Regions from separate parts of the Homo sapiens genome. Here region 2 is linked to region 1. The links are chromatin contacts, found by Hi-C in ENCODE. All regions are on one chromosome and are shown on one strand. The core of a region is the stretch at or near the end of the contact, and the rest is flanking DNA. Distances in the headings are between cores, read along the strand shown.

Region 1 (6,172 bases), core at 3,103-5,602:
CCTCCTCCTGTTTCCTCCCCTCCATCTGCTTCTCATTGAGTCCTAGATTTTTTTTATTTCTGTGTTGCTTCATAAAGAGTGATTTTAAGTCCGTTTTGGAGATAGAAACCGCTGTTTCAACACTAACCCCTGATCACAATATGCTTGGAATAGCAGTGAATAAACTGGAGCTAAACCAATGATAGATGTGAATGGGGGCCCCTGACTTTTGAAATACAGTTTTGATTATTTTATCATGTAAATAAGTCATGTTCATTCTAGAAAATTTAGAAACTACATCTAGAAAAAAATTATCTTAAAATGAAAATAAAATCATTCTATAACCCTAGACAGAGAGGAAATGCATATCCATAGATATTGAATGTCTCTGCATTCTATTCTATACCTCTTTTCAAAAAGATGCTGTTAAAGACATGGATAGAAATAGTAGATGTAGAAATAGATTGATTTTTCTCCTGCTTACTGTTTTACAGCTTGCTTTTCTTTTTTCACCTGACAATATGTCAGGGACTTCTTTCTACCTCAGGACATAATTTTGTGCCATTTATTTTTCAGCTAACTTCATTTTTAATATGAAACAACTCACCATTTAAGCCCTAAACCAAGACACTGTAGGTGTCTTGAATAGTAATTTCCAAACACCTGGCAGTCACTGCTTGCATCAGAATCACCAAATTGCTTTAAAAAGTACACTATTTAATAAATCATTGCATTAAAAAAGTAATGAGAGTTGGAATTATAGTGGAATTCTTGGATTGGCTACCATCCAGGCTTATAAAACAAATACTCCTGTGTCCCAATCATTTGGACTAGAGAATCTGTACTTTTATTTTTTCGTTTTATTTTATTTTTTTGAGATGGACTCTCACTCTGTTGCCAGGCTGGAGTGTAGTGGTGCGATCTTGGCTCACTGCAACCTCCGCCTCCCAGCTTCATGTGATTCTCCTGCCTCAGCCTCCCGAGTCGTTTTATTATTTTAAAAAAAAATTTTTTATTGAGGTATAAGTGACATAGAATATTTAAAGTATACAATTTGATATATTTCAGTGTTTGTATACACCTGTGAAACCATCACCATAATCGACACAGCAAATATATCATCATCCTAAAAGGTCCCTGCTGCCCCTTTGTGATACCTCCCCCCATCCCTCCCCTCAATCCCACTGATCTGCTTCCTGTCATTGTAGCTTAGTTTGCATTTTCTAGAGCTTGCATGAGAACAGTCATGCAGTTTATACTTGTTTTTGTCTGGCTTCTTCCACTCAGAATACTTGTTTTGAAATTTTCCTATGTTGTGTATGTCAGTAGTTCATTCCTTTTTATTTCTGAGGATCTGCATTTTTAAAAAATCTGCCTGGTAGATTCTTTTGCTCCACCAGGTTTGGGAGCAGACCTGTTCGGGACATCCTGATACTTTCATCTCCTTCTTCAGTTGCCCCAGGAACTCTAACAGTGCTATAGTTCTCCTTTCCCTGGGGCTCGTCTCTAAGGAACTAGGAAGAGCCTGGCCTGAGGCTCCTGGTCCTTTATAGTAACTAGAAGGCTGAGAGTTAAATGTCAGTTCCTCAGGGGCAGAGTTTGTTGTGGCCTAAAAGAGGGGCATCTGGAATGCAAATAGTTCATGACGTGCTGAACAGCACATGCTTACCACTTAAGGAATGCCCCCAAACCTTCAAAAATCCTCAAATTCACAAAGATTGAGGATTTTCGTTCTTGGTTCAGGTCTCTGCTTTTCTCCTTGGTCACATTTATGCTTATAGTCACTTGTTTTCTTCATATACCCTGTCACTAGAATTCCCCTACATTTTTGAGGATGCCTAGGACCTCTTACCTAATGGACATTTTCCTAAAAGGCCCAATGTCTGTCACCTCATCAGTTATTGCACCCCCAGAGATGATGGAGGGTGACTGAGCTGGCTGGAGGCAGATCCTGAGCTTTCCCACCAGCTTAGTGACTGCCAGCAGCCCACACACAGTACACGCCAGGCCTCAGCAAAGTACAAATGGCCACCAGACCTGGGATGTCAGAGGCCCTTGGGAATGTTGAAACCAAGGCTGTCCTAGGCCAACTCTATTTTATATTACAGACCTGTGTTGCTTCACCCTTCTGTGTCTTGGGCCTCCACTGGGCATGGGGTTTGCAGTAGAGACATTGGATCGGCTATCATCTAGGCTACTGGTCTTGTTCCAGCCCTCTTATCCAGCAGCTTGCCAGGGTCAAAGGCTGCAGGGTGAGGGCCAGAGCACTGCTCTGTGCCCCATTTGTGACCTGGTGACTTTAGATTCTAACTACCCTGGAATATACCTCCAGAATATTTGCAAAGCCCAGATTTGCTGTACAAGGCAGCCTGGGCCTTTGCTCTTCTACCCGCTGTACCATCTTTTGTCAGTAAAATGGTTGGTTGCTTTGTGCAGCCATTGTATCGGATCTTCCCTTTGGCTTTCCCTCCTCTGGGCTGTTGGCCAGGGGCTGCCACTGGTGCAGGCTGCAGGCTCCAAGAGGCAGTGCAGGAAAAGGCTTCTGTGGAAGCTGGGCAGGCCTGGATGCCGGGCAGGCTGGGGCTAGAATTCAGGTGTGGCATTAGAGGGCTCTTATGGTATGAGTTTGGGGTTGACCTTAAAGGCCATTTTGTTTACAGTCCATTCAGAAGTTTACTTTTTGTTTAAATAATTAGGATTAACTTGTTAATAAATTCCATACCTTGTTCTTTAGCGGGATTTTAAATATAGCATACTCATCTTTCCATTCTCCTTATAAACCTGATGAATTTCGGAGCTCCCCAGAGCCAAGACTTGATATTACTTCTCACTTTCTCACTGGCCCTGCCCAGAGCCCAGGTACTCTCACCTGTTTGAAGAAGGCCATCCCAGTGTAGTTTTCCAGTGTTGTTCTGACCTACCTAAGGTGCTATTAAAAATACTGGTTCTTGGGCCTGTCTGAGACCTGTGGAGACTCTGAATTCCTAGGGCTGTGACCCTGGGATCTATGTTTGAGTTAAGTGCCTTAGATGATTACGATGTGCTCTTTTTTTTTTCTTTAAAGGAAAAAACATACTTTTGGTAGGCTTTTAAAGAACACTGTAAAAAGGATATTCAGTATAATTTTTGTTAAACATGTAATATGTTTTATGAAATTTTAGAAAATACATGAGTGAAAGAAAAATGACTTGTATGTCTAGCACCCAGCAATAGCCACTATTAATATTTTGGTATAATCTTACAGTTTTGTAATATAATCATTTCCATTACAAAAGTCAGATCATACTACATCTGCTTTTATGTAAATTTTCATTTAAAGAAATGCCATTATATTTGTTAGATACAAGTTAAGCTGTTGTATTAGAGACCCCAAAATACAGCTGCTAAATAAAGAGTTTATTTCTTTCTCATAATAAAGTTCAGAGAGAGGTGGCCCAGACTGATGATAGAGGGGGTTTTGGCTGTGTTCCATGAGGCCATGCAGGGACCCAGTTCCCTCCATACTATAGCTCTGCCATCCTCGGGGTGTTGTCCTCTTCTGCCTGGTTGCAGCCCGGTCACCTCCATGTCTCTTCCAACTCACAGGAAGGCAGGGGAGAGGGAGCTCAGGGCAAGTGACTTTGTGCGAAGGAGATAGCTTAGAAGTGAGCGGTATGGCCATAGCCTGGCTGCTCGCAGGAGGATGAGGATGTGGTTTCTATCTTGGCAGCCATGTACTTAGGGAAAGCTTTAGGGATTCTGTTACTGAAAGGAAGAAGGCAAGAATGGGAATGGGTGGCAGTCTCTGCCATAATTAAAAATGCCTTTCCGGGTCAGTAACTAAAGTTTTAAAATATTTGTCATAAAGGGCAGTTTCTGTTGCTTGAATTTTATTATCATTTTGTTTTTTGCAGTGATAGTTGTTTTGCAGTCATAAATCATCTGTCCTTATATGTTAGAGTGTTTTCTTAGGATGATACATTTATAGCAGTAGACTTAGTAAGGGAGAGGGTAGGCATAGCTTTAAGACTTCTAATACATATTGTACTTTAGAAAAGTTGAACCCGTTTACATTTTTATTACCATTCAAGACCTAAATATAATTTTTAAATGTCATTTTAAAACGGTTTATCCTAATACTATAGGCATTTCCTCCTGATCATTATCTACATATACTCTGTGATATGATTATCACAGAAGTATAACCTTAGTGTATATTTGGTTTCATTTTTTTCCACTTAGTATTATTTATGAGATTATCTGTAAGCCATTTTCTGTTTGTATTTTATTTATATTTATGACAGTGGCATACCCCTTGTGTATATTTATGTAACATATTTACCCAAATATCTATTATTTGAAATGGTAAGTTTTGGCCACAAGGTGGCGCCCGGTAAAAAGAAATGCCCAGACATTCTCTTCAAAACTGCTTTTGGTTTATGTGAAGTCTGTTCTTATCAACTGCATACAATTCTACTGTTTGATGTAATAAAACACAGAGCGAGATGATATACTACAAGGGATTGTTACTTATTAAAATTGGGCTTTAGCTTATTTCCAGGTTTTTGTTACTGGAAATCATCTTAATACTTTTCTTTTGAAATATCCTTTCAAGTGGATAGCTTGAAGTCCTAAGTGACTTAGCACAAAGTCAAATTTAGAACTTCAGTCTGAGCTATAGGCAAGTTTCACCTTTGTATTCTGTGCTCACGCTGGTGCTTCATATGAATGCTGAAGGACATGTGACAAAGTGATGAACTGCTGTCTGTGTTCAGTGGCAGAATAGTTTGCATCAATATATTTTCACTGACAAAGATGGGGAACAGATGTACCAACAGGTGCTGTGAATCCAAATTTTGTTTTGCTTGTTAAATATGCCACAGGTATTTAATATCAGTCATTTGCAACGGCAAAAACAGATGCCAAATATTTCTCCTGTAACAATCCCCTATAGTATATCATCTCACTCTGTCTTTTATTACATCAAACAGTAGAATTGTATGCAGTTGATTAGAACAGACTTCACATAAATCAAAAGCAGTTTTGACAAAGAATGTCTGAGCATTTCTTTTTACCAGGCGCCACCTTGTGGCCAAAACTTACCATTTCAAATTCATTTGGCTTGCCAATTTTGTGTTTAATTTTTGACATACATTTAATTTGAGAGTGTAGAGGAAATATGGATTTGCACTATTTTGAATTTTAAAAATAAGTGACATTTTGCTAATATTTTATATTATACTATTTTAAATATGAATAAATGTAAATTTCAATACAATTTCAATTTCATGGCTCTAGTATCCCTAACTAGTTAGAATTGTGCTGGCATGCAGTACTACTTGGTGATTATACTGATACCAGTACTCAAGAAAAAGTGTTTAATCAATACCATCATTAAAATTTGACTAATATAACTAGACAAGTAGAATGGGTAAATAGAAAATATACAGTCATCCCTCAAGTATCTTTGGGGACTGGCTGCAGACATCATCCCCAAACCAAAATTCACAGATACTCAAGTCCCTTATATAAAATGATGTAGTATTTGCATATAGCCTATGCATATCCTTTCATATGCTTTAAATCATCTCTAGATTACTTATGATGCTTAATACAATGTAAACGCTATGTAAGTAGGTGTTACACTGTTTTAAAATTTGTATTTTTTATTGTTTTATTATCTTTTATTGTTTTTTTCCAAATATTTTCCATCTGCAAAATATCACTTGGCTGAATCCACAGATACAAAACTGGATATGGAGGGCCAATTGTATATTATAATTATTTTATCTATATATATCCATCTCTCTCTCTCTCTCTCTATTATATATATATATATGTATATATATATGTAGCTACCTATCTGTCTACCTTTATTTCCCAAGTAAAATGACTAACTCTTTGAAAAAGCTTAGGATGCAAATTTCAGCAGAAAATGTCAGCATAAAGTTCCGCTAGCAGGAGCAACTGTTGATCTAGTATAATTGACAGCATATGTGCATAGCTGCTTTCTTGTGTCAGGTGGTAGCTGCTTAACAATCATACAATGAGAAATTGAGTCATTCAGTAAAGCAGGACAAAACCATGCCATCTCATTTAAAATAATGCCTTGGAAATGAAGAGTAAATCTGGATATTGGTATAAAGTTGATTTCCGAGGTTGTGGCTAGCTCCAGCAACCTATGATGTTATCTCTAACTTTGGTGTCAGATAAC
Region 2 (6,006 bases), core at 2,771-5,270, 510 kb after region 1:
CATGCTAAAAAGATAAATTCTCAACTTGGAGAGGGATCTTTTTGTACAAGATTGCTTTAATTCTTGTTATTTGTAATAAAAATTAAAAACATGTTTTCAATTACAAGAGAATTTTAAAATAAACTATAATATATTAATTTAATCTTGTAGATAAGTCCATTAAATTATTTTAAAGACTATATAAAAACATGAAAGCATACTTATAACATTATGTTAAATAGAGGAAAAAGTTGTTGGGCAAAAGAATTGTATATACCAATAGTCTATAGAGTATACAATAACTTTCAAGAAATACATAGGCACATACCTAGTTTTAAAAGAATGAAATTCTAGACCTTTGACTCTCATCTACACTCTTTTGTAATACTAATTTGGCCTGAGAATTTCTGGTTTGAAGCAGGGTCTCCTTTTCTAACTTTGCAAAGGAAAAGCCCAACCCTCTCCTTTCCTGAATCTTACGATGTGAATTGTTCTAGGCTGTATAAATGGCTGAGACTCCCTAACAAGAGAATAATTGACAATATTGACATTGGTATTGGGAAAGGAACTGACCTTAATAAAATAGCAGTCCCTTTCCAAGGGCATTTAACTTCTGCAAGTCGGTTTCGAATTCTTTGCTTAAAAAAAAAAAAATAGAAAGAGGATGCACTTGAGTGGTTAGTAGATAGATCATAAAAAATAATTTTTGTGTCTTGGCTGGAAGCCATCATTCTCAGCCAGCTAACAGGAACAAAAATCCAAACACCGCATGTTCTCACTCATAGGTGAGAGTTGAACAATGAGAACACAGGGAGGGGAACATCACACACTGGGGCCTGTCGGGGGGTGGGGGACAAGGAGAAGGATAGCATTAGGAGAAATACCTAATGTAGATGACGGGTTGATAGGTGCAGCAAACCACCGTGGCACATGTATACCTATGTAACAAACCTACACATTCTGCACATGTATCCCAGAACTTAAAGTATAATAAAAAAATAAAATAATTTTTGTTGATGCATCACTATGTGATTTGTGACACAGAGCTTCATAAAGAGTTCAAAAAATTGTGGCATTATGTAAACATGGTTTCTCAGCACTCACATCTATTCAAAAAATGAAAAAGAATTGATGATGAATTTTGTTTCATTCTGTCAATAAATAATCATCATCAATGGATGCAGAATTTAAAAGGCAAAGATCTATTTACGTCATTAAGAAAAGCATCACCAATAAAGTTTTACTCCTAATGCTTAATCATTTTTCATTAAACTTTTAATGTGTTATGATCCTTTGGACAATTATATACAAAGAAAAATTAAAATCACACATCATTAAAAACTTTTTACAAAATGCAACCTTATGGTCACAGGAAATGAAAACAATTTAAGTTTTAATGTATATGGACCTTTTAGTTGCAGAGAATAATCTACTGATCAATAAAAGAAATAATAACACAAATATGTTATATTAAAATATATTTGTAGGAATATGTAAAACATCTGTAGAAATGACTGGAATGAGAATATGAATAGAAAGAGAAAAATAAAAGATGTAAAACTTTAAATTCATTAAGGGAATTTTTAAATGGATGATATTAGGCATCAAATCATTATTCTATTGGATTCATTTTGAAAATTGTGTAGCAATTTAATTTTAAACTATTAATATTTACAATGTGCCATAAAGTGCACCTTAGCAATGATTTAAAAATATGACATAAATTTTATATGCCAACCTAAAAATTTGCAGTCACTTACAGAGTTTTGCAAACTTTGGGACTATAGAAGCAAAAATAATATTTAAGCAACTGTTATATATTTTTAAATTTTTATTGTTTTTAAACTTCTAAAACAAATAAACAAAAAAGTATGGTCTTCAAAAGACTAGAAGAATTACTCCAAAATGAAAATGGTTATATTTGGTCACTGGGAATAAACATTTTCTCTCTTCCACTAATTTACTTATTGGTTATATATTTTTCTTGATGAATTTATTAGCTTGAATCATCCTTATAATAATAGCAAAGGTTATGACATTTAGAAATAATTATGTATAAATTTAAACTCAATGACCTGTGAGTAAATGTCCTAGATGTCTTCTTAGGGGCAAAGTTCAGAAGTTTTAGTACTTCCATCTTGTAATAATCATTTCAGCAGTATCGCATAGTTTTTGTTTATTAAAAGATTCTTGGCAGCCATACAAATGACTGGGTTTGCCAGAAGACTGTTGTTTATCAATTAGAATGTTTTTGCATCTGCCACATTTTTCCTTTTTATCTGACATTTTAAATCTAAAAACCCACTGGGTGTTTACAGAGATTTAGGATCTGTCTTGCTCCTACCTCAGCATCCTTCATAAAGCTCTAATACTTTTAACCTCTTACCAAAACAGAGTGACTCACAACTATTAGTGGTCAGGTTAGTCAGAAACTAGATTTAAATTGCTTCCCTGTTTTTCCCCCACCCACAGGGTGAAAGACAATGAATCAGGAAGACTGAGGAGACTATTAACAAGTGAATGAAAGGAAATCTTTACCTAATAGGATATCCAGTCCTAAAAATTGTAGATTTGAGAATTAAACACCTAGCACATTTGAATCAGGAAGAAAGACTAGGCAACTTTGATGGAATTTTCAAATAGGTTAAGAGGCCAGTAGCTCTGTGCTCTAAGCCTAGAGGCAAGCAGAAAAGAACAAGAGTCTTGGGATAAATGGGAAATAAAATGCCAAGGCAGAAAAAAATGAATAACAAACATTTAAAGAGCATTATATTTCACATGTCTTCGATAATATGAAGGACAAAACACTTGTCCTGCCTGGTAAAATAGGGTCTGAAAGATTGTTCCTTCAAATTAAAGGCAAAAATTAAATAAAATAAACCACAAAGGAAGAGCAGTGAAGGAAATAATTTTTCCCTCAATGTCCTTACAAAGTAAGGGAGAGACAGGATAGTCCAGTGAAGGAATATGAAACCAAGTCATTTTAGAGTAAAATGGCACTTTAACTTCATATTGTTATTCCAAAACTCAGTTCCATACTCTCATATTTACAGCCTGAAGTGCTAAGTATGCCAAGGTGCTATATATTTGAGTTGGTTTCTGTTTTCAGACACAAAGAAAGCCTGGTAAAAACTGCTTTCTTATTTCTAGAAAAAGAAAACAAAGGATAACTATTTTGTAAAAACAAACAAAAAATAACAGTTTGGCTTTGACACATAGAATTAAAGAATAATTATTTAATCTCTCTATGTCTAGAGGGAATATTAGTCCATCCAGTTGACTCATCTTCATCTTTCTAGCTTCCAATCAGGTCTGCAATTTAAAGGGTGACAGGAGCATGATACTCTTAAATATCATCTACATTAATGTGAACCACATTTTCACTCCTCTCCCAGTCAAACTATTTATTACAAAGCAGCAGAAAAAGAGAATGGTGTGTCCTCCACAAATGATTGATTTCATAAGCAGTTGTGTCACTCTTGACAGTCACTTTGCTTCATATTCCCCTGCAGATGACCCTGATCATAAAAAAGAATATTCATACTCAAGGCCATTGGAATGAGAACATAAAGGGCTTCCTAAAAAATGGTAAATGGTTTTGAGAACATTATCCAAACATTATTTCCCAAACCCCTAGATGCAAGACTCAAAAGAGAGGTTCATAAAATTATTTATTGCTAGATTTTTCCAAGTGTAGACTTGTGATACCTCCTCTCACTGAGGTTCAAATATAGTGATGTCTGCTTTCTAGATGCTGCAGCTTTCTGAAAGGGAAAACTTGTCATAACATACCTAGAAGACTCTCCATCTGAAGTTGTCACATTATACTCTTGCTGTATCTTGCTTAACCTGATAGAATCAAAATACAATATTCATCATCAACATGTAAAGTTCTGTCCCTCTGAAGGTTTCCTATGTCTCACTAATACACTATGATCCAGGCTCTGCAAATAGATGAAAAGTCATTACCTGATCCAAGTCTTTGGAGGTCTGTCTTCAAGTCCTGGGAGCTTCAGGTGCATTCCAGATCCTTCCAGAGGCAACTGTCAGTGGAACATGCTCTGTTTTAAACAGCTCAAAAGATGGCGCAACTAGAAATTTCTCAACTGGAAGCAGATTAATCATGGTTTCAAATATAACAGATGCTACTAAGGTAAACTTGTTAGGTGAGTTCTTAGCCAGTGATGAAAAAGAATGTGATTGAGACTAAAATTCTCACTCCTGCCAAGCCAATCCTCATGTTCCATGCCTCAAGGGTCAGATGAATTGGAAGATTCTCAGCAGAATCTGAGACTCTCTACTTAGAAAATAATTTCCACCAAGGGTGGATGAAATGACCCCAGTCATACGAGCATCTCTGTAAAATGCCACATCCTCCTGCCTCATCCAGCTGCATCACTTCTAATGCTACCACATTGTCAATTATTGCTTTGGCTTTTCTGAATTTCTTTTACCTTGGTATGTAAATTGGGCATTAGAATTGGTAGGAAATAGTATATCCAATTCTTTCAAGATCTCTAGCTAGCTAAAGGCAAATAAACAAAAACAAAACTGGCTTTTTTTTTCTACTCTCCAACCAATCTCTTTCTTGCCATGTAAGCTGTCTTGTGTCTGCACTCCATGAAAGTTTGAAATCAGATAATCTGGAATTCCAGAACTGCATAGAGCTCTATTTTCAGTAGTGGGCATTTATATTATCGAAAATTACAAGGGTAATTACAAGTCCAGTTTGGGTAAATTAAAACAACCAAATTTCTAAAATGATCTCAAAACTAATATTTTCCATGCTTCAAAGTAATCTGAAGAGGAAGAGTATTCCTGAATTATTTCCTGAATTTTCATCATTGGTTCAGACATGTCTATATACACGCAGAGCATAGGAAAGAATTGCAAACACACTTGTATCAGAACGTGCATTTTAGTCAGGTAGGACTTAGTGGCATGAGGTTAGTTTAAATACCTTCAAGTTTCTTTGGATTGTGTCAGTTACTAATTAGGTTCCATTAGAGTCAGTTTGATTGGAAATTGTAGTTGGAATTGGCTTTGCTTCCATTACTATAATAGTTTCAACCACTTAATTATTTACAGATTTACTTGATTTATGAGAAACGTTTTATATTCTTATATTTTTAATGTATAATTCCACTTAAAATGTAGTACATTCTACTGGCATGCCAATTTGAGTCTCTGAAATAAAACATAGCAACTGGAAAGATAGTTCATGTTTTGGCAATATACAAACTGCTGGAATCTAGTCTATGCTAGCAAATACAAACATTTCTATACTAGAAAACACAGATATTCTTGGGGAAAAAAGAAAAGAAACGATGGAATTTTCAATTATTACATAGTTGATCTTGAACTATTTTGCCAAACATTTTCTGCAATGCATTCCTACCCACAGGAAATCCAAATCATTGTAGTTTGGGGCACTTTTACACTGAATGGGTTATTCATCCATATAAGGACCCTTTACTGCTTTGTTTATTCTTTTATAAATTTTATTTAATTTATTTTGACCTTTGTCCCTGATCCCTACTTTCATTCAATCTCTAGTTTATCCTAAAGAGTGACCATATCACTGTAAAGTATATAGCATATATGAGATTTTCATATATTATTTTATTATAAATCTCATTGTTTCCTACTTTTCTTACTGTACATTATGCCTGTGAACTGGATTGTCTCCATAATTTGTGGGGCCCAGTGCCAAATTTTAAATATGGGACTTCTTATGAATAATAATTTAAAGATGATGACAACAAAGTGTCTAAGTGTGAGGGCCTTCTAACCACACCTTCTAATCCTCTAGAGTTGCATATTTCACACATCTATAAAGCAGGCCTGGCTTGTGAGAATCCAACATGTTGCATTAAGCATATGTTGTTTGTTACTTCTTACTGTAAAACCTCCACCTTTAAACTGTCCTATTCCCCAATGACCGATAATTTCATTCCCTTAAATTCTGCACCATTAAATATGTCAGCATTTATATGCCCCACGATGGAATAGTGTGCATGCCATACA

Evidence for each region. Hi-C counts contacts between places; a loop is a spot of excess contacts on that map. Pooled maps may share reads with other maps.
Region 2: a pooled map shows a loop between it and region 1 (2.4-fold over the local background). The contact joins the promoter of LIPK here to the enhancer-like site in region 1. A Hi-C loop is called at or near these places in 1 of 168 maps with a recorded cell type or tissue (CD8-positive, alpha-beta T cell), 1 of 37 single-sample maps with no recorded cell type and 7 of 50 pooled maps.

The regions. Positions count from the first base shown.
Region 1 is chr10:89,216,036-89,222,207 of GRCh38, reverse strand. All of the region lies in intron 8 of LIPA (lipase A, lysosomal acid type), which reads left to right. Among named protein-coding and RNA genes, the nearest start is that of CH25H, 12 kb to the right of the region's middle. Within about 2 kb of position 4,352, at least 3 of the 41 ENCODE cell types and tissues checked have a DNase peak (open chromatin) inside an H3K27ac peak, as active enhancers do.
Region 2 is chr10:88,704,263-88,710,268 of GRCh38, reverse strand. LIPK (lipase family member K) reads right to left here and starts at 4,020. Exons shown (of 10, transcript NM_001080518.2): 1 at 3,949-4,020.